Linked DNA regions of Homo sapiens: regions 2 and 3 are each linked to region 1. Evidence: chromatin loops called from intact Hi-C (ENCODE). Cell type or tissue: sigmoid colon. All regions are shown on one strand. Links, peaks and the distances in the headings refer to the core of each region. The heading gives the core; the rest is flanking DNA.

What was found. Hi-C counts contacts between places; a loop is a spot of excess contacts. Peaks named below come from ENCODE experiments on the same cell type or tissue, not always from the same donor. Only the 100,000 strongest peaks of a DNase experiment are listed, where the experiment ranks them.
Region 2: a loop joins it to region 1, with 6 times the contacts of the local background. A loop is called at or near these places in 4 of 110 quality-filtered maps.
Region 3: a loop joins it to region 1, with 5 times the contacts of the local background. A loop is called at or near these places in 2 of 110 quality-filtered maps.

The regions. Positions count from the first base shown.
Region 1 is chr9:80,793,328-80,801,201 of GRCh38, forward strand. No RefSeq gene overlaps it. Among named protein-coding and RNA genes, the nearest start is that of TLE1, 890 kb to the right of the region's middle. RefSeq lists enhancers at 4,458-5,730, 4,881-5,392. In sigmoid colon, for the core only: no CTCF peak of the experiment used is centred there; DNase peaks (open chromatin) are centred at 4,694, 4,964 and 5,194; H3K4me3 peaks cover 587 bases.
Region 2 is chr9:81,668,635-81,676,508 of GRCh38, forward strand. All of the region lies in intron 4 of TLE1 (TLE family member 1, transcriptional corepressor), which reads right to left. Among named protein-coding and RNA genes, the nearest start is that of TLE1, 17 kb to the right of the region's middle. RefSeq lists an enhancer at 4,740-5,034 and a silencer at 7,460-7,754. In sigmoid colon, for the core only: no CTCF peak of the experiment used is centred there; a DNase peak (open chromatin) is centred at 3,367.
Region 3 is chr9:80,601,931-80,609,804 of GRCh38, forward strand. No RefSeq gene overlaps it. Among named protein-coding and RNA genes, the nearest start is that of LINC01507, 780 kb to the left of the region's middle. In sigmoid colon, for the core only: a CTCF peak has its summit at 3,396 (motif pointing right); no DNase peak of the experiment used is centred there.

The DNA of each region.
Region 1 (7,874 bases), core at 3,521-6,020:
CTTTAGAGAATCATGGGCAAAAGCAGTAACAGAATAAGAATTAAAGCACCACTTTATTAATATCTGTATTAGAACTCAAAACCACTTACATAGGCCTGCTTGGTATAAGTTGGTTTATAGCAAAGACTTTGAGTTTGAGAACAAATTGTGATTTCATTCCCTTCCTTTCCTACCAACATACTTTCTATTCCTCAAATCTAAATCCTGAGAAGAGGGGTCAGGCTTTAGAGAAAGTTATGGCACAAATTATGAATAATATCTGTAAAGTAGATTTGGGAAAAAGAACACATAAGCTTGACCCAGTAGATCTGTTTATTCTATTGACTTAGAAAATGGAAATCTCATGAGACAGGATGGATGGGACCTAGATTTAGATTGTTCCAGAAACTTTACCATGCCCACATGATTGGTAGCCAAACTCAATAGGAACCATAACAATAGCAACCCACCTTTCCAGGGTGGGTGGGAAAACTAGATAAATAGGTGAGCATATGAGTAACTAGCTGGCAAGGGGCAAGAACATTCATTATTTAACATATGCCACTCTAAAGATTGGCAAGATGTGGTGGTAGAATGGCTAATCTCCAAAAACTAACTAGCAAGATGCCAAATGCACCCTGACAGATATATTCTGACAAATAAGATATCTCAATATGAAGTATTTGTGGTTTCAGCTTTCTTTTGAAGAGAGATCTGCAAAGGAATCACTATGCTCCAAAAGCATTAATTACCTATGAGAAAAACTGATTGCAAAAATGGTTAAATACTCCTCCTATATATAGGAGGAGTACTAGATACTAGATACTGCATAGGAGTACTAGATACTAGATACTAGACAGGAGTACTAGATACTCCTCCTAGATACAGGAGGAGTAGAGAATTTAATCATTTGGGCTAGCCATGTGTCATACATTGGCCAATAGGAAGAAGAAGAAGACACGGCGTGTCAGTTTCAGCTTGCCCTCAATAGGCCTTTTACGTCCCCATTCATTCTATTAGAACTCTGCCACCCTCACGAAAACAAACCCATGCTAGCCTGGTGGAGTATGAGGAACTATGAAAAGAGCTGAGTCATTCCAAGTAAAGCCTTATATATTATGCCAGCCAGTCCATAGCTGGCCCAGAGTAGACCAGTGATAAACGAGCAAGCCCAGCTGAAATCAGCAAAGCCAAGCCCTGGATGATGTAGATGATCCATAGACTTTACAACAAAAATAAATGTTTATTGTTCTATGTCATGGGTATGTGGTTATTATTTAGGCATCATTATTATGGCAAAAGATGACTGAGATAACCAGCCAGAACATTGTTATCACCTAGACAAAGTAAACTAGGATTATATTTAAGATATGTTAAGCCAAGAGCATAGCCCAGACCTTTGGAAAATGATCAAATCTGGAAATTTTATAGATCAGACTACATATATATTGCCATTTCACACATCTTTGACTTTAGCAATGTATATCTCTAGAGACGGGCAGGGATGCTATCCTTCTGTTTATAATATCCTTCTCATTTTTCTTTACATGCATAACTCATTCTTTAAGATTCAGGGCAAGATGTTAGCTCCTCCAGGAAATGGATGCTGAACTTACACTGAGTTTCCTGGGCATATCTTTATTTTAGCTCTCAAAAGTGTACCGTAAGTAGAATCAATGTATTCACTTCTTTATCTCCCCTTCTTCTTCAGCCCACTTCAATCTGGCTTCAATCAACAGTCTTTGGAATTAGCTCTCAAAAGAAACTGTAATTATGAACAGCACCCATTCAAGGAACATTTATAAGTCCTTATCTCACTTGACTGCCTTGCACACTTAGAAACAACTGAACAATCTTCTGGAAGCATCTTTTTTTGTGTGTGGTAGTCATATACAATTATAACTTAGCTTTACTTCTGTGAATTTTTAAAATCTCTGTCTTTCCCTATGTCCTACTAAAGTGTAAAGTCAATGAGGGCAGAGATCCTGTCTTCTTTTTTTTATGAGGGCATACTCAGGGCCTAATACAGTGAGTGCCTGGCACAGAGTAGGTGCTCAATAAATACCTCTGCATGAGTGAATGCAAGTATCACTTACCTTATTACATAAAAATCATTTTCCTACATTGATCTTACCCCCACATGGTAAGCTTCCAGATGGCAAGGAAAAGGAATTATTTTGTATTTAGAGTGCCTAGCCCAGGGATTCAATTTTTGTAAGAATAAAAGCTAAAACATATCATTTTCCATAAATGTTTGCATCATTTTAAGACCCTTACATGTGTGATTTAATCTTTCAATGATCTGTGAGATTTAGAATTTCCCCCTATTTTGCAGATAAGGAAAATGAGGCACTAGAAACTTCACAAGTATTTGTTAAACTGAACCATATGCTCTAACGGCAGACATACAGAAAAATGAAGAGGAATAGCTACTAATACTGGGCTGGAAATACCTCAAAGAGGTGGCAAACCCCAACTCTGTCCATGTCTAGGGATACAGTGTGCTAAGTGTGTATTCCCTCCATTCAACTAGTACAGGTCTGTAGAAAACTGTTCTGTGTTCCTGGGCCCTCTACCTGTCTCACAAGAATGTCTATCTACCCTCTACCTGGTCTCACAAGAATGTCTATCTACCCTTTGCTTCCTCATCATAGTCGTCTACGTGGAAATACCCCCTTTGTTCAGCCAGCCCACTGTTCTGATTTATTTCTTCTGCTCCATTACTTTAAGGTCTGCTCATCACATTAACCTAAATCCCTGGTGCAAGTCCTGACACACAAAAATATTCATTCGTTAATGAACACATCACCTCTTAATTTCCTAGACAAAGACTTTCTTGACTATCAAAAAAAAGTAACTCGTCCTTCATATGTTTCATGCTATATTTTGCTCTTTGCTACATGTAAAAGTAAAAATAACAATCTAAACTACAGCATGAATGTGCAATTACATACTGTTTTTCACAGTTTTAATGTTTGTAGTCATGGAATTTGATTTTTGGCCTTAAAACTTCAGAGAACAGAGGTTAAATATAGTTAACCAACTTAAAACCATAGCCTGTGCTTCAAAATGGGCAAAATAAGAAGTGTATTGGTCACTTATTTGACCTGGATGATGATGATGAAAAAATAATAGCTTAGTAAATTGTCCTGCTTGGGAATTACCACAAGATAGAAGATGGAGACTATCAAATGTGAATCCAGAAATTATAGAGTTGGAAATACACCAAGACATTTTGAAAATAATCCTTACTTTTACAGAATGTGCTGTTTGTAGAAAGTTCCTTGATCAGTATGATTTTTTGCTCTATTCTCTGTCTATCGATTCAATATGCGAGTCCATTTAAATTTCCCTTCATCACGTTAAGATCATAGAGGAAATTGCGTACCTCAGGAACCAATTAAAGCTTAACTCACCTTCTTCTGACCGTCCCTCAGCAGCTGTTCCCAGAGAAAGTTGGAGAGAGCTCAAAGAAAAACTGCCTTGGAACAGACTCACCTGGAACTCATAGACTCCATCCGAGTCTGCGCTGCCAGGGGCCTTGGCGTCTGTCTCTGAGTTGTCATTTCATTTAGCCTGAGTGTGGTGTTCTGTACTGGGTGCTAAGGGGAATTTAGGGCATAGATTAGACATAGTATTTACCCTCAGGAATCTCACAGTTTAATGGAGGAAATAAGATAAACACACAGTGAATTAAGAGAAAGTAGATACATATGTACACATAAAAAATATTGATTTAAGTTTGGGAAAGAAGAGGACATAGAGGCAAAGGGTTTAGATGCTAATTAGAAAAGTCTTGCTGATCAGCCTTCACATGAGTCTAAGTGGAAGGAAAATTCTCTGTGTGCTGAAAGAAAAGGGACAGCTGTTCCAGAGAGGGATTTCTTTCTTTTCCCCCACCCCCACAGGGCCTGGATCAGGAGAAGCAACTCTGTACTCACGGACTATAAATCACATCCACATGACTGACCACTTGGGTCAATGGATGATGCCACGGAGATACTTTCCCTTGGCCTTCTAGTAATCTTGGATTAGCCTGGTTAGCATGTATTATTTTCTCTGTTCCTAGCTCTTCACCTGTCAAGTGAGTTAATGTAAAATAGTTTATCTCTTTCATTAAAAACATGATGCTGGTCTGTTTGACAAAAATGCTTATATTACCCACTTTTGAGGAGGAATATGTAATTTATATAGGATGAATCTAATATAATATTTGCTCTCCTAAGGCCTGTATTTTTCCAGAACTGATGGCCAGGACCATGCTTGACTTTTGGCTTAGGATGGCACGCATAGGAAGTAGGCACTTAGGCTTTGCAGGAACGCTGCTACCCTGGGGAATTCCAGACAACATCACCCAAAGAGGTCTGCACAGTTCTGTGTCACATTGCTGCATTCTTATACTCCTCACATTCTGTTGGAATAACATTATCCCATTGAACAAACAAATTAAAACAAAACAAAATAATTTTTTTAAATTTCCAACATTTATGGAGTTAAAATGCTCTCTCTCTCTCCTTTTTTCAATTTAATCAGAGGCTGTTTTTTCTTCCCCCCTTGGTGGGGGGAGCTGGGGGAAAAGAGACAGATGGTATCGTTTGCAAAAGGAAAGCTGAGAAGTTACTCATATATCTTTCAGCTTTGTGGCAAATGTGATGCCAAGATTCTTGCTTGGAGTGTATACTGCAATACAGGCACAGAGGCGTACCAGAAAGGGTGAGGCCAGCGCATGGAGGGCAGTGCAATAAATTGCTGTGGGCTGATCCAACACCAGAACATGTGAGCTATTAAACTTTGGCAGCTATTTTATTTTTCCCTTATGGAGTTTCAGACCTGTCTTGTACACTGAGATAGGTTTCATCTGGTTAAAACTTGTGTCGTATTTAAACTTCCTTCAGATCCATGGAGTTGGAGGGGAAAAAAAAAAAAAAATAAACCTAGCATATCCCATAACACACTGAAATGATGTTGGGGGTGGGAGAGGGGCAGTAATTGTGCCCAGATAATGTTGTCATACTTTGTAAAGCCTTTAATGCTGGAATTTATTTATTAATGATGCATGGGTTATTACCCACCATCTGTCTTGTGTTAGCAGTGGGCTGTTTCAGATTATGGTAATGTGTTTCTGATTTGAGTTGTGTTGAAAGCCAGAACAAGGCATCTCATGTGCAGTCCTCTTTGAGGCCTGCTGTTTTCAATTCCTCTTCACATAAAGGGCTTTTATTTGATTTGTTATGGGGATTTTTTCTTCTGTTGCCAAAACAGCTGCAAGCCTGGAAGGGAATAAGACACAGAGCCACATCAAACTTGTTAGCTTGTAAAAAAAACAGAATGTTCCAGGAACCAGAAAAAAATAGAAGGATGTGGGAGAGTGTATGGAAAGGAGAGGAGAGAGAGAGAAAGAAACTTTAGTAGCCTATTTGGCTTTCATATTTTAAAATGTATACAGATATATTTTGTTACTTAAGTATCATAGGTTAAATTGCATTGTATTTAATTTATTATGCCCATTCACACCAAACAGAATGGCTTTCTTTTCAATTGTTTTAGTAGTCTGTTTGCTAGCACAAAAGCAATAAATAAAAGTCCCCAATGAGCTAGCTGCCCTTCCTTAGGCATCAAAGCAAACACCCAGTTGTTTAAGCTTGATTTTTTAAAATGTACCGAACACATTCATATTTGTGCACAAAGAAAAAAAGGAATAAGTAACAGACATCCTGATCCAGAGTTCTTTGTCTCTGTTTCTCCCTCTCGCATGGCTATGGGTCAGCAAACTTCTAGATCACTGCTACCCAGGAGCAACGTTGATGGAAATGCCCTATGTCTTCTGTCTTCAATATGATAGCCACGAGCTACTTAAGGCTACTGAGCACTTGACATGTGGCCAGAGTAACTACCTACATTTTTAATTTTATATAATTTTAATTAAATACTTACATGTGGCTAATTGTCATTGTCCTAGAGAGTGTAGTTCTAGAATTAACTAAATAAGAGGCTATTTCTTCCCTCTGATATAAAGTAAAAGTCATCGCATATTAGTTATGGCTACAGCTTACTTTTAACCTAAAGAATTTGTTTGAAAGCTTTTTCCCTGATGTATTATTCAAAGTTGCTAGTGCCAAGGCTGTCTCTCAGAAGGCCACTGGCAAGTTCTTTCTTGAACCAAGTGCATAAATACTCTATTGAAATATGGATTTAGGCGAAAACTTAATGCTTCTCGTGACAAATAAACAGCCATAAAGAACTGTAACCAGAGCTTTCAAATAATATCAAATCTTCTAATGCTAAGTATATTCAAGAATTTATTTTAAATTTATTGGCTACAATTCTGTCTATTCATATTGAACAATGACTAATTGTTTTTGGAACATATGGTGTGTTCACAGATATGCTCAAAACCATTTGAAACTGACTTTGTGACCACTGTCCAGATTTTTGTTCATCAATTTTTTTAGAAATTATATTTATTAAAACATAAGCATAATTTGGAGTATCTTTTGTTGTAGATCTTCTTTTTTACAACTTTCCTACTGGTGGAGAAGAGGCTGTAGAGAGATAAGCAGATAAAGAGATATAGCAATCATAAGATATGTGTTTACCATTATCTGGTGCCTTTGCCTCCTAGACACACTAGACTGCATTTCCCAACCACCCTTGCAGGGACCATGCAACTGAGTTCTAGCCAATGGAATATGAGTGGAAATAATGTATTCCATGTCAAGACCTGACATTCATATACTTTCTGCATAACCCTCCTCTTCTTTTATCCGATGCCGAAAATCCAGCAAATAACCCAAGTTTCTAGAAGATAGCCATTAGAGGAAGTGAACCTAGATCCCTGAGTAACAGAGTGAAGCAGAGTCATCTTTCCCAATGATACAAAATTAGACTGTGATTGAAAGAAAGAAATGCATCTTTGTTTTGCTTAAAGTCATTGTGATTTGGAGGATTTTTTTTTTTTTTTTTTTGTAATTTTACCCCTGGCTGATGGAAAATGACATCTTGGAAGAGTAGTCGCAACAGGGAGAACCTCCTGCAGTGTGATCTCTACTAACACTCTGTCCCTTGGCTTTGTTATTTAAAACCCTACTTCTAAGGGTATACCTAGAATTGTTCGTATTCAGGGAGCTGAACTTACATTATCCAAGTAAGAAAGATACTACATGTAAAAAATGCAAGGTCAATTTATTTAATATGTTTATTTAAAATATAGAATTGACACATAGATCAAATTTTAACTAAAACATTCTTTTCATGTAGCAAAGTCAAAGTTGCAAGCCAAATATATGGCTAAGTCAGATGGGCCCTCTCATAGCATCTTCTGCATTGCCATAAAAATGACCGTGGCTTTGTTCATAAGGCTTTGGAGAATTTTTCCTGGTTCCTGGTACCATCCTTCTTCTGGATACTTTTACTCTTCACAGTTCTGCCCCTATAACCTCTCTCCTGCCTGGGCTTACTTTCTCAGACCATCCAACTCAGATTGATGACTCAACTGGGTGGCCTGCTTGGCTTGTTATTTTGAATTCTCCATAATGTCCTGTCCTACTTCTGTATATTGAGGCTGTGGGCTTTTCCTGCCTTGTCCTCCACTGTTCTGAACTCCTAATACATTACAGTCTCAAATCAAAGCCTGTATTTGTGATTCCTTCTCATCTGGACAAGGGTTCAACCTAAATAATAATCAGAAGGTGACTGAGCAGGTATAATGAACTGGCTATTTGTGTCCTTCCAAAATGTATATGTTGAGGCAATAATATCCAATGCCATGGGACTTGCAGATGGAGATTTTGAGAGATCATTACAATTACATGAGGTCTGAGCAAGGGGAGGGAGAACATCAGGGTAAAGAGCTAATGCATGTGGGGCTTAATACCTAGGTGATGGGTTGATAGGTG
Region 2 (7,874 bases), core at 2,047-4,546, 870 kb after region 1:
GTGTCGTATGGGACAGAATCTATTCAGAGTTACAGGGACTGACCAAAAATACACATAATTAAAAGTATGCCAAAAAAAAGGCCTTCATCCCTTTATGCTCAGTCATGTCAATTTATAATTTTAAAATTATAAAGCCTTACAGTATTGTCTAAGATATACTAGGGAAGCATTAAATAAGGAGAGAGGAACTGAAGATAATGGAAACAAGAACAATTTATAAACCAGGGGCCACCAGAAGTTACCACTCCTGTAATTCACAAGTTATTTTACAAGTGGACAAATCAATTTATATGCTCCTGTGTGTTTTTAGAAAACATCCTAGATAGTCTTCCATTAATTATGTGGGTTCCAGGACATGTCAATTCTCGTTTCCCACAGCACCAGAAACCAAATTTAACCCACGTATTCTGTTACACTGGTCTGCATTTGTGTGGTTCCCACAGGGCTGGGTTGGCTCAATAATGCTGCACTCCTTCTGGAAGAACAGAAAAGACTTCCTGCCATTTGGACTGTGAAACACAGTAATCCACCAGGGAATAAAGGTCAATGTTGCACTTTTGGTCATTACTGAATCATTTGAGATGATCTGTGGTGAGGATGAGAGGAAAATCGAAGGCTGTGAGAACGCTGCAAATGGCTTGACCTCAGACCAATTTTCATCTCCATCTGTCTAATAGACATGTGGATAAAAAGCCCTCCCTCCTTCTGGGCCACTCGGCTGTTTTCAAATCCGTGGCACAAGCCAGGAACCAGTTAAACAATATATTAATGAGGGGAAATAACCTTCTAAGCCACAGACTAATGCTTATTCAGGTTTTAGATCATCAGCTGAAGTCTGGAACGCAATTTTCCAGTCTGCAAGCAGTACTGTAAAGTAGAAATTTTAACTAATACAGAGAATCATCTGCAGTGTAGGGGCATGTGCCAAAATCTCCTCACTTGTACATGCAAATATATGCATGCTTACACCTCCACCCTCCCCCCCCACACCAAAAGACATGCACACAAAGAGGAAGGGCAGTTCCAAAAACTGCGCATTGCTGCTAAATAAATCTTTTTTTCCCCAAGTGTCCAATTAAAGCTGCTTAATCATTATTTAGGCATTTCAATCCTTAGATACAAAATATTCTTGGGAACCCAGAGTCTAATCATCATTTAAGCCATAGAATAAATAAATGTTAATAACCCTGACTTTATACCAACGGTCCCCCTTTGCTGGTTTGGCCGAGCGACTTTTTAAAGATAATGTTGTACCACATATAAGTTTAGGCCCCCACAGTATATCAATGTCAAACAACATCGTGTCAAGCTAAGATTCAATTCAGGTAAGTGCCACTGCCAAATTTTCTTGTTCCCAGACGGGCTTTAAGATTATTTTATTGCTTAAAATTTAATTTGTTCCAACTCGTGTCTCCATGACAACGTTGGCCAACCCTGCAAATCATTTGGGTAATTGGATATCTTATCTTTCTATTGCTCTCAAATCGAATGATTCTGCTAGAATTGTAACAGCCAATCAAATTTACAGTCCTCCTGAGTAATAGACTTGGAAAAGTAGCCACATTCATCTCCTCTTTACAGCCATATTAACCAGTATGCGACAAACAGTAGAATCTGGTCTTCAAACTCTACTCCAAATTATAAATGGTGTCAATACCAATATTCTCACAATGCAAAGTCTACACAAAAGTCCCTTCCCTTTTTTTTTTGAGACAGAGTCTGGGTCTGTCGCCCAGGCTGGAGTGCAGTGGGGCAATCTTGGCTCACTGCAACCTCCGCCTCCCGGGCTCAAGTGATTCTTCTGCCTCAGCCTCCCTAGTAGCTGGGACTACAGGCGTGCGCCACTGTGCCCAGCTTATTTTTGTATTTTTAGTAGAGACGGGGTTTCACCATATTGGCCAGACTGGTCTCGAACTCCTGACCCTCCTGACACCTTGTGATCTGCCCACCTCAGCCTCCCAAAGTGCTGGGATTGCAGGCATGGCCACCTTTTATATTGCTTTGAGAAGCAACAATTGTTACTTATTCCTTATTAACTTTGAGCAATTTCAGCACTTTGAGAGTTCCAGAAGCTAATCAGAAAAAAAAAAATTAAAAAAAAAAAATCACAGCTTTTTTTGGGTATTTGATCTTGGATAAAATAATAACCCAAACAATGGCTGCATAAGATCAGTGATACACTGACATTGATCTGTCTGGGACCCTTTCGGTAGGTAAGCCATACTTAATAAATTAGTCAAGAAATAAGGATGGGCTGGGTGCCGTGGCTCATGCTGTTAATCCCAGCACTTTGGGAGGCCGAGGCAGATGGATCACCTGAGGTCAGGAGTTCGAGACCAGCCTGACCAACATGGCAAAACCCCATCTCTACTAAAAATCCAAAATTAGCTAGGCATGGTGGTGAGCACCTGTAATCCCAGCTACTTGGGAGGCTGAGACAGGAGAATAGCTTGAACCTGGGAGGCAATGACTGCGGTGAACTGAGATCACGCCACTGCACTGCAGCCTGGGCAACAGAGTGAGACTCTGTCTCAAAACAAAAAAGAAACAAGGATGAATACAGATTTAACAACCAGTTCAAAACTAATGTATTCTTAGGCTGGGTATGGTAGCAAATGCCTGTAATCCCAGCACTTTGGAAGGCTGAAGCGGGCGGATTGCTTGAGCCCTGGAGTTCAAGACCAGCCTGGGCAACATGGCGAAACCCTGTCTCTATTTAAGAAAAATGAAGGCCGGGCATGGTGGCTCATACCTGTAATCCTAGCACTTTGGGAGGCCAAGGTGGGCGGATCACAAGGTCAGGAGTTCAAGACCAGCCTGACCAACATGGTGAAACCCCACCTCTACTAAAAATACAAAAATTAGCAGGGCGTGGTGGCATGTGCCTGTAATCCCAGCTACTCGAGAGGCCAAGGCAGGAGAATCGCTTGAACCCGGGAGGCGAAGCTTGCAGTGAGCCAAGATTGCGCCACTACACTCCAACCTGGGCGACAGAGTGAGACTCCGTCTCAAAAAAAAAAAAGAAAAAAAATCTATATACTCAGAAAAATCCAGTCAGTATTTGAAACCTCCTTATACTTCCTCCTTATACTTCCATTTAATTCATAAATATCATAGCATCTAGGGTAGTCGATTATAAAATACAGATTTCTTATAAGATTCAAATGTCAGCAGTTCCCCTCCTAAGTTAGTGGTATGATTTTGGCCTTTGGTCAGCTAAAAAGTACAGAAGTTGGATACATTTCAATGGTCCAATTCCAATCTCCTCAGTAGCTGTGCAGAGACATTGGCTCTGAGGGAGCTCATGGCCCAAGCACTGTAAATGAGCCAGCCCACTTACAAATGGAAAAAGTTCTGGGACCCAGGCCAACTGGCAGGCTAGGGGGTTGTCAAGAACCTAGTGCTTCCCCTACAGATCCTCAGGGTGTCAGGGCCACTTCTCAAGCTAAGCAGAAAGAGCCATGAACGCGGAGCTTCTCAGCACACCCAGATCAGAAGGCGGCCAACTTTGGAGCTTGTTTGAGAGCAGGTACTGGCACAACTTGTCTGAACTGTGCCCTGCTTTATCTCAAATACTTACAAAGACACACAAGAAGTTTCTACTGCATTGTGCTTGGGATTAAGAGTAAACAGCCTAAACTTCCAGTTTGACCAATCCCAATGGCTCTGCCTTTCTCCCCTGCAATAAATTATTATTATTATTATTATTATTATTTGAGATGGAGTTTCACTCTTTTTGCCCAGGCTGGAGTGTGATGGTGCGATCTTGGCTCACTGCAACCTCCGCCTCCCAGGTTCAAGTGATTGTCCCGCCTCAGCCTCCCAACAATTTTTTTTTTTTTTGCTTCCCCAAATATTAGTACATCAGCAGCAGCTGTGAACCTTGACTGTCAACAAAAATCTCAAGCCCATGGAGTAGACGAAGAAAGACAGCACCACAACTACTCTACTCACAACTTTTGCACAGTACTTTACAGAGCAAAAAGAAAACTACATGCACACACTCCCCACAGGTGTACATATCCCTCATCAAAATGAAATTTTTTCTTTCTGTAACCAAGCAACAACTTGACCCTCTAATTCCATACCCTGCTTGTTTTCAAAATGACAAATTTTCCATGTTACATTCGAAAGAAAAACTCTGAAATATACCTCCTAGTCCTTATTCTGCCAAAACTTACTTTGATAGAATGAACCAAATCCTTTGTTGTTCTTCCATCCCTTTAAATGAAAAAACTCAACACAACTTTATTCTTACTGATAGTTACATTACTTAAAGCTATTGCCTTCCAAGGACACATTCTGCTGTTTGGCCAAAGTAAGACATTTTACTTAGACAATAAAGACTGCCAACAAGGCCGGACGCGGTGGCTCACGCCTGTAATCCCAGCACTTTGGGAGGCTGAGGGAGGCAGATTACTTGAGGTCAGGAGTTTGTGACCAGCCTGGCCAACATGGTGAAATCCCGACTCTACTAAAAATACAAAAATCAGCTGGGCATGGTGGTGCACGCCTGTAATCCCAGCTACTCGGGAGGCTGAGGCAACAGAATCGCTTGAACCTGGGAGGTGGAGGTTGCAGTGAACCAAGATTGCGCCATTGCACTCCAGCCTGGGGGACAAGAGCGAGACTTCATTTAAAAAAAAAAAAAAAAAAAAAACAGACTGCCAACAAGTCCTTTTTTTTTTTTCTCCTTTTAAGCCTAAAGATAAATGCTTATGATCTTAGAAGGAAAGAAATAAAACACGGTAATGGGAAAATCAGTTCAGAGGTAGGAAGGAAGCTGGGTTTGCAAAAACAAAACGGAAGTATCAGTGAAGCATGGCCTAGAAGTCCAAGAGCAGGGGTAGAGTTTTAAAGGGACTGCTATTTAGATCACAGCTATCCCTCAGAGCGCCCCCATGCCAGGAAACTACGCAACTGCTCCTGCATTTGGTAACTCACTTAATCTTGGTAATTACCCTATGGGGTAGGTGCTACTGTCATCCCCTAATCCCACTCACCTGTTTTCTCTTTTTCAAGGTGGAATAATTAGTATCCACACAAAGGGAGGCTGGGAAGGTTGACACGGGGAGGGGGCGGCTTCTGGCGGACCAATTCCTAGGGCACATGGGAGCTCCACGGATGGGGGCTATGACAACTCTAATGTTGTCATTGGAAAAGCTTACTGTAATAATAAACCCAAAAAGCCGACTTCTGAAAGCCAAAGAGCTGAGAAAGACAACTATGTGAGAATGGAGTGTGTACCTGTATCTGCAGGCTGCATGGGGCCTGGATGCCCTTTCTCCATCTGGTGGTCCATCCTTTATTCTCTCCATACCAGACCAAGACGCAGATCAATGTTAAGACCCTCTTTCCTAAACCGAAAGCAACCTTTTTATTTTCACTCACTAATCCATAGAGGCCTTTCAAATGGCACAAATAACGGTGGCTGCATTTTGTTCTCTAAATCAATTTTCTCCCCAGCCATCAACTAGATGTTCCCACACAGAGAAAGAACAGCCCTTCCCTTCTAATTCAAAAATCCATACTGCCATTGCCCTTGCAAACTGCTAAACAAGCAGTATCAGCAAGTCACTTGTGTTCTGTAATACATTTACTGCAAATCCCAATGGCTTGCCTTCTAATGCAGTTTTCTATTGTGTCTGTGCGTGTCAATACACTGGCTGGCCACTGTACTTATAAGAAGCTCTGACCAGCTGTTTGCTCAAGGCATCAAGAGGGCACCAAGAGGAAACAAAGACTATGCTCCTGAGGAGCAACCGGAAGGCCACAGCATTGAAGGGCCTGGTTCCACACACTGGGGTCCTCAATGAGGTTTTGTTTCTGGTCCTTACCCCCTTACCACCCAAGGTCCCTGAGGCCAACTGAAAATCTCCATCACGACAATTCCATACACACAAAGTTCAAAATCAGAGTCCTTTTGCAAAATTATTTCTATTTTCTTACCTATCGTTGCTAACAATATTTCCCCCAGCAAATATACTGGTTACATCTTAAAGGTAAAGTATAAGTCAAGTTTCATTGAGGGGTCAGAACAAAGAGAGGAGGACTTTGTAAGGGGAGTCCAGCTTTTCTGCGTTAAATAAAATCTCAAGTGACAGTTGAGAAAGAAATCACCTAAAAACCGTGTAATGGTGGATCACCTAATACAACCACGCCAAAAGTACAAAGGGCAAGTCTAGGAGGAAAACCCTATAAAAACAGGTGAAGACAGAATTCTTAAAATGTACATGGACGCCAGGTGTGGTGGCTCACACCTGTAATCCCAGCCCTTTGGGAGGCTGAGGTGGGAGGATCACTTGAGTCCAGGAATTCGAGACCATCCTGGACAACATAGTGAGACCTCATCTCTACTGAAAAAAATCAAAAAATAAATTTTAAAAAAAGTACATGGAAATCCCTGCTTCATGTTATCAGTCTAAGCCAAGGTCGGTAGCTAAAGAAAGGCCTGATCCTCTATCAAGTCCTTCCAAATTCCCCATATTATTAATTTATTTCTTGATTTTGGGGGAAGGAGGAGCCTATGGAAGATATATGACAGATAGATATTACAAAATGTTAATTTATAGACTCCAGGTATCATACAGGTGGGTATAATATGGGTATTGCTGTGTATTTCTCTTTTATTCTGTAATTTGAAATTTTTCATAATAAAATGTTTGGGAGAATGGAAGACACTATGTAAAGACTAAGTAAATAATCAGTGGTTATACTCATTATTACTAAGAAATCTGGTGACAAGTCAAGTTTAATGCCTTGAGAGAAGCTTGTCATGCAATTCATCTACACTCTATTGGCAGCTGCAGTTCCAGGGACAGTAATGCCTGCACATGCTCAATTCACACCAAACCTAGGCCCCAGCAACATGCTAGTTTTGTTTATCTCTCTTTTTTAGTCCAAACCCAAACATATTACTACAATAAAACTCCTCACTAAGAACTCTCAGTGGTTACTGACTACAGATCACTCTTCCAAAAGAAAAACTGAGCAAAACTGGTTAGATAAGGTTATTAGAACTGAAAAGATTTCATTTTTAATTTTAGCATAAGGACTCACACTAGTTTTTTTTTGTTTTTTTTTTTGAGACGGAGTCTCGCTCTGTCGCCAGGCTGGAGTGCAGTGGCATGATCTCAGCTCACCACAACCTCCAACCCCCTGGTTCAAGTGATTTTCCTGCCTCAGCCTCCCGAGTAGCTGGGATGACAGGTGCCTGCCACCACGCCCAGCTAATTTTCGTATTTTCAGCAGAGACGGGGTTTCACCATGTTGGCCAGGATGGTCTCGATCTCCTGACCTCGTGATCCGCCCGCCTCAGCCTCCCAAAGTGCTGGGATTACGGGCGTGAGCCACCACACCAGGCCGACCCACACTAGTTTTCTTGATTCGAGTTTTTAATCTGAATTCCATGGACTTGTTGAAGGATCTTGAGATGCACACAAACAGCCAAAATCGTTGGGCAAAGCTATCCTGGGTATTTGTGTGTAAAAACATGTACAAACTTTTCTTGCAAAGTAGCTTTCACCTGATTTTCAAACGTTCAGGGTCCAAAATGGATACAACTACCACTACACATAAGGAGTACCCAAAACACAATATAATCAATGCCTACTCTGGATAACTCATCGGGAAGGGTAGATGGAAGTCCCTAACTCAGCTTCAAGCAGACTGCAACCTAGTCGGAGCAAGGAAAGAAGCACATGAAAAACCATTATTACAGGACACTGAGCAAAACAAGTGCTGTGACAGCCTGCCACTGGGTAGTCCCAGGCCGCCTTGAAGTAAACAGGTGGTGGTGTTTGAACTGGGACTTGAAGGAGACTGAGGAAGGCCATCTGAAGGTTGATACAAAAGCCTGGACTTTTTATAAAGAA
Region 3 (7,874 bases), core at 2,047-4,546, 190 kb before region 1:
TGAATTCTCATCTTCCATTTCGTTCTTCACTTTAGGGGCAGCTTGTGGGAGGTGTAAATGAAGCTGCTTAAGACGCTTAATGTGACACTTGGCGGATGTTTCAATCTCAGATTCATAAAATAACTGGGCATTAACATATATGAGATTTTCCATTTGTCATGAAGCTATCATGGCCCAGCTATATCTCTTAGTTGAATAAAATGACTCATGGCTGAGATTGGCTTAAGAAAGTAGCCTCCCCACCAGTTGTTTCAAATGATATTAAGATTGAAAGACTGTAAGCAATAATGAGAAGTGGAAATGAGAAAACAAAGAAATAAATTTAAGAATTTTGTCTAGAAAATAGCTTTGGTATTGTCAAAAACAAATCTAAAATAAGCAAAGACTTTATTCAAAAAGATTATTGCAATAGGGAGAATACACCAGTGACAAGATCTGCAAAGATTAGGCAGAAAGGGCTTTTCATTTTATAGGCAAGAGTAAACAAAGCTGGAAAGAACACAGTGTTGGAGAGGCGGCTAAGCAGGAAGTATGATTGGACAGTCAATCAGGAAATTATTTTCCCTACAGTCAGCCAGCTCTCAGGAGGGGTTGGCTGTGTACGAGAGTTGTTCGGCATTTTGGCGCTTGCTTAAGCTTAGAAGCAAAATGAAGTTCTGGGGCCTGGAGGAAGGAGAGAGGCTGCTTAAAGATTGGTCAGGTCAATTTGACGGGCACTTTGCACAGATTGATCAATGGAGGCAAACAGCTCAGCCAATCATTTGTGATATGATAATGTGAACGTGGAAGTTCTGTGTCTAGCGTCGTCTTAGGTAAACAAGGGGCCATCCTTGAGTTTCGTCTTATTCATATTAGGAAGGGTGGTTCTTTGTAGTAAGTTATTTCCAGGAACACAAAAAGATGGGAGATTTCTTAACCATCACTCTTTTTCAGTAGCACAGAGATCAGATGAAGTTCAACACTGTCAGGAATTACTGGGACATGGCATTCTCTACAAAAAAAGGGATCACAGTTCCATTAAATCGTGGAAGAAAGTGTACTGACAAACCATAAGCTCAATCTTTGAAAAATCTTTGACTGGCCAAGCTTTAAAATAACTCTTGATACCCCACATTTACGTGAGTGAGAGGGAGCCTGAAGAAAGCGTACAGTCTCCAAATTGTGCACTTGTCATAATTTTCACTTCAAATATGGTGCTGAAGTATAACAAACCGAAAAGAATCTCAAATATTTCTGCACCTGGGGTTATGAAGGACAATGAACAAGAGGTATCTCCAAGAATCCTGATTGATTTAGAAAACGTCCTCACCTTCAAAGTAGGAGGCCTTCAAAGTTGCTATGGCTGGAATATTTCCTTTTAAAAAGGATTTCATTGTGAGCATTCTGTATCTGCTCCATTCTTGCTTAATGGTAAAACTATGGAGAGTTGCAGATAGCTTGTTCTTTTAGACCTTTTACTGAGCAGAAACTCAAGTTTGGAGAGATTAAGAAACCAGAGTTGGTTACACAGCTCACATGGAGACAAGATAATATTCAAAGTCCTCCATATGTGCCGTACATCATGTTTGGTTTTCAGAAATCTTTCTCATATATTGTCTTATTTAATTTCCATAGCAATTATTAATGTAGGTAGTTCTTACAGATGAAAAAGATAGAGTCACATAGAAGTGACAAAACTCAAGGCTCAAAATATCTTGGTGGAAGAGCTGAAGCTTGAATGTATTTATTCTATCAATGCTCTTTCCACCTCTTTATAAGCCTCTTCACTTTCAATAGCAGCTCCTACCACCTAAAAAATGGCATTCTATTGTTCATACATATGTGAAAATGGTAACTAACAAGCCACATTGACCAGAATTTTGAAGTTGAGCTTTGCTTTTTTCCACTGATTTAGAAAAGATAACTTTACAAAGAAACATCATTTTACTACCTTCTCAATAACAGAACACTTAGTTCAGTGTGATATTCTTTAATGGTTTTGAAAAGAGATTTAGTTAGAGATTATTAATTTCGTCCAGATGTGAAAAAGGGTGAAGATAAAGTAAATATTAAGCATAAGAAAGGAGAAATGTGCTTTTCACTTTCACAAAACGCCTTTTGTTTGCCTTGCTCTTGACTTCTGCTGCTCACAACCGTATTTGATGGTCCACAAAACCAGAGCAGAATCAGAACAGAAGCAAAACAGGCTGTGGAATGGGCAAGTGTGTTCTACTGACTAGCAGGGCTATAAGTCTGTCAAGGCCTCTAGCTCACCTTTGTTGCCAACAGTCTCTGAAATAAAAAGTTGCTTCCTCAAATTGCTACTTACAGTTTTATACTAAAATTCTAATGCTAATCAGAAAATAGAATTTAAATAATGTCTGTTGGAGGAGGTAATTATGCATCCTTACTTGGTACCATATAGGCATGTTTATTTGCATATGAAGATTCTGAGACAAGAGGGGCTTCTCCCACCTTCAATTCTTGGGAGCTACAAGAAAAAAAAATTTAAAGTTACTTTTCAGAGCCTTACAAATAGAGAAGGCTGATAAGTCTTTGGAGGGCTGCCGGGTGCAGTTTTAATCCTCAAAATGTGTGTCTGTTCAGAATGCATAGTTACTACACATTCCCATTTGCATTTGCACCCACCCAGTGCTACAAAACTATTATGGCAAATCCAAAAAGCCCATTTCTTGCTGGCCAGCTCAAAATGCATGAAAATGGTGATCAAAGATATCAAAGGAGACAGTGATCCCCGGAAGTATTGTTTAAAAGTGATCCATAGAACAACATTTCCAGGGCAAAGAGTCCCCCATCAGAGCATATTTGTAATAATGTTGTGGCCTATTTCCACTAAGACAGAAAATGTGGCATTAAAAATGTGCCATGTCTCCGTCAACCTGTGACACATTGGAGGACAGAAAAGGGAGGATGAATATCATGCATGGGGATGATGAGGGTAGACAGACGAAGTGCTCAACAAAAAGGCAGCCCATGATCTGGAACACGAACACTATAAATTCACAAGTAAACCATTATTAAAACTTTCCAGATCCATAAATGCTGCCATTAATCACTTCCAAATTAACCTGATGTGAGTTAAATTATTGCAAGTTCCTGTGTAAATTAAATTATTATTAGTTGCAGGGTTTATTCGTGTTGGTAGAGGCTGCACTAGGAAGGAAGGGATAGTGAGACCTACCGGTTTCAATTTACAAAAGAGGGTTTGGGGAAAAATATTTTTGCTTGATTACGAGAGCAAAACCACTTCACAGTATAATATCATAATAATTATAGCCATATATCATAACATGTCATAAGTCCAGGACAAAGCTCAGTAGCCTTTCGTAAGCAGCAGCCAACAATGCAAGAAAAGCAAGTGAATGAGGTAATGGATTTCTTTTCCCTTATTCCACTAGAGAGCAGTGTTCTTTTGTACAAATCAGGTAGGTTGTTTGCTGCAAAGAACCTGTAGAGAAAATCTACATTAGGAGAGGTTTTATTAGCAGGAGAAAGGTCTCTTGCATAAAACTCTGCATTCTGAACAAAAGGTGAAGACAGTTTTTTCCAGCCAACTTGCTCTTATTGATGTAGGTATACCTCTGATACCTTATTTTCATATGGAAAAGTGTTGGTTATTCAAAAATATAACATGAAAACTATAGATTACATTCTATAGTAAATTTTTCAGATGGCAATCCTTTGCCAAAACAGATCTGTCAGTAACCAACTATTAGTTATCTTTATGGGTAATACAAAAATATTAATAATTTTTTTAACAAAAACTCCTAAACAATTCAGGAGCAAAAGAAAGAGTGAAGAGAAGGAATTTATGTGTGTTGTGGAGTTTTACCAACCTCCTCCTTTTCATTTTTTAACTCATTATACTGCTAGTACCTTTATTGCTGTTGCCAAGAACAGCAACTTTGCATGATAGACATTTGTCTGCTTCTCTAAGAGAAAATATTCTGTCATAGGCAATTTGGCTACAACTCTTTGATCTATAAGTTGACATTCCAAGAACCCCAAGGCCAAGCTAACAATAGCCGAAGGTTGTTTCCTCATTTGATGTTGTATAAATACGCTTCTAACCCTTCAGTTTCAAGTACTTGGAAACAGGCATAGCTAAACCATGAGTTTACGTGTTATGTGTGTATGTAACTGACTGCCTCTCTAGTTCAATATGAATTAAATTACTGGGTAATTTTGGTTTCTTCTAGAAGGAAATGAATATGCTCTTAAGTATTTAGAATCACTAGAAAGCCTTTTAGTTATTCCTGGATACAAATCAATGTCACCTGAAGTGTGGTTTCCTTGTGGATTCAGCCCCATTTTTCTCCATTTGCTTTTAGTATTATTTTTCTGATATATCACATCACTTTGCTATTTCTTTTCCCTAAACACACTGAACAATATAGTTGTAGGCAAAAATATCTTGGGAGAAAAATAAATGGGGAAAAATCTGAGGCCTGACAAATAACAATGGGAAAGGCCCTTCAGAGTATTCACTTGTTAATTTCGAGAAATCAGAGCATATGAAGTGTCAAGTTTGACACAGCAGATCCTGGGATTTATTTGAGCCTGCTCTTCTCTGCCTGTGTGCTGCACTTTCTGACACAGTACATGTTGAGAATTTAATATTCCTTGACCAAAATAAGTGTGGATTTCTTGAATTTCAAATCCAGATATCTTGAAGAACAGTGTTTCACATAAGATTTAGTACATAGACGGTGCTGAATAAACAGAGGTGGATATGCGAATGATTGAATTGGAGATAAAGTAATAAATCCCTCCATTTCAATCTGTTCCAATGCCTAATGCTTATGAGTCAGCTACATCAAAAGCCGTGCTTGTATCACAAAAACCCACAAATCTACTAATTAGACATCAAGAAGAGAAGAGGGGACTTAACGGAGTTTCTATAAACAACTAGACCTAGGTTTGAAGCATAGCTTTACCATGTATTTTATGTGTCACATATTAGGCTAAGTTCTTTGAACCTTGCCTTCAATATTTATACAAATAATGAGACTTAACAATGCTTCCCTGCCAAAATCATGTGGACAACTAATAACTATGTACTCAAAACAGACACTCAAAAACAGAAGAAATCATTTCTAAGTAAATAGGGGCACCCAGCCAGAGGTGTAATCTCTCACTTTTAAATGAAATATTTTGATTAGGTCAGATGATCTTAATGATCTAGGAGAAGTGCTAAAATATTGCAATAACATATTTTGCACCCATCTGTGAAAACGTCAGCTAAATAAATTATTAAGTGAACCATCTGATTTGAAATCTTTTGAATATCCCAGCCCTGGAGTAGGGGAGAACAGAAAATTTCAAAACATGTATATATATTTACATTTAGAATCAATACTTTGAAAGACACTTAAACTGAAAATGCATATACCCATTTGGGAGGGCAAGTTGGTGATATGTTCAAAACCATAAGAAATATTCATAAACCTTGAGGGAGTAATTCTATTCCAAGAAAGTCTTCCCAGAGAAATAACAATCAGAAATATGCAGTCAAAAACCTATATTTCTAGCTGTTTATAACTTTTTTTTAGTAATCGTGAAAAACTAGTTACAATTTAAGTGTCTCACAATAGGAGATTAATTAAATATATTATGGTATTTCTTACAATAGTCTATTATGAAGCCATTAAAACTGCATTTTCAAATACTGTTTAATGACATGGAAAATGATCAAAAATAAATTTAAGTGAAAAAGGAGGATATAAAACTGAATTTACAATGTGATGCCAATTTTGTAATACTGAGCATTTCATATAATTATTTTTATTCAACGTGTTTCAAGTATTCAACCAAAATATTGTCAAAGCATAAAACCTTAAGACAAATGAATTGCAAGATTAAAAATAAAATACTCTTTTCTCTTTTCTATCCACGTCTATCTGAAGCTCATATTAATTATCATGAGCATAGACTGGTACAATCTATATTTTCATAAGATTATAATTTACTTCTCTGTACATTTTATTGTTCTTCAAATTCTAACATAAGAACATAGAACATTTATTGACAGAAAGTAAAACAATAAATAATTTAACTACAGATGGATTGTAGTTTAAGATATGTCTTTTACTTTACACTATTATGTTTAAGAAAATTTGACCATGTTTGGCAAATTTTTGAATGAGCCCAAATGAATTTGATTATACTTTATCTGAATTTTCCAAAGGGCTAAGGAATGTTGTGATAAAATGTATCTGATTTAAATTTACATGTCTGACTGATCACTTAAGGGGACTCCTTAGAAGTTTATTTGGAGAGTGTGCAGAAAACCTGCTGGGACATGGCAGAACCAAGTGAAGAAACAAGAGCTAGATAATTTTAGTCACCCTCAGAGAAAAATATTATTAATATGCGGCCTAGACTCAAAGCTAGCCCTGTCTAAACCTATGGAATCCTTCCTATATTGGGGGGGGAGGGGAAGAGAGTTGTAGGTAAAAACCTGTACATGCTGCTTCTCTAAACTCTCTAACACATTTGGGTTCAAACAATACTTCTTTGAAATCCCTTAAACAGATTGTCAGGTAAAAAGAAAAAAAAATAGGTGCTCTTCACTCCTCTTTAGCACTGATACCCTGAAAACTTACAGAAGCTATTAATTTAAAAATTGAGTCCTTGGTTTCTCAAAGGGAGAGACTTTGCACTTGGCTTAGCAACCATTGGCAGGAACATTGCTATTCCTAACCCAGCCACACCACAGTGCACTGTGCCTGCAAGACAGTGAACATTTTCTTGAATACATCTGAGGTACCCAAAAGGTGCTTCCAGATATAATGTGGAGGTAGGTGATTTGTATACAGCTGGAATTTCTGGATGAGAAAAAGAAACAGAGCCAGGGAAATAAAATGTATTTTGGTCCTATTTCCCTAGAAGCTGTTTATTTTCAGATCAAAAGCTGAAGTTGTTTACAGAATCAAGATTTTCACAGTCTTCTACCTATGGGTGCAGTGAACTAGATCAAAGTCCTCAGGACTGATCCAGAACAAAACTGATGCCGAATTGGATTTACAAGGAAATTTGCAATGAATAAAACAGAAGTGTATCACCAGAGTGTTAGCCTCAACATTGTACATAATGTAGAAGAATGGATGGCATATTTCAACATAATCACAAACATAAAGTGCTAATGTGTGTTCTCAAAAAGTATTTGATTATCTAATTAACTCAATACATCATTAGGGTTTATCTGGCCCAGTTTTTGTTTCTGAATACTTTTTTAAAGAATAGTTCTATTTATTTATTTACTTTTTAAAAAATTATTATTATACTTTAAGTTTTAGGGTACGTGTGCACAATGTGCAGCTTAGTTACATGTGTATACATGTGCCATGCTGGTGTGCTGCACCCATTAACTCGTCTTTTAGCATTAGGTATATCTCCTAATGCTATCCCTCCTCCCTCCCCCCACCCCACAACAGTCCCCAGAATGTGATGTTCCCCTTCCTGTGTCCATGTGTTCTCATTGTTCAATTCCCACCTATGAGTGAGAAGATGTGGTGTTTGGTTTTTCGTTCTTGCGATAGTTTACTGAGAATGATGATTTCCAATTTCATCCATGTCCCTAAAAAGGACACGAACTCATCATTTTTTATGGCTGCATAGTATTCCATGGTGTATATGTGCCGCATTTTCTTAATCCAGTCTATCATTGTTGGACATTTGGGTTGATTCCAAGTATTTGCTATTGTGAATAGTGCCGCAATAAACATACGTGTGCATGTGTCTTTATAGCAGCATGATTTATAGCCCTTTGGGTATATACCCAGTAATGGGATGGCTGGGTCAAATGGTATTTCTAGCTCTAGATCCCTGAGGAATCGCCACACTGACTTCCACAATGGTTGAACTAGTTTACA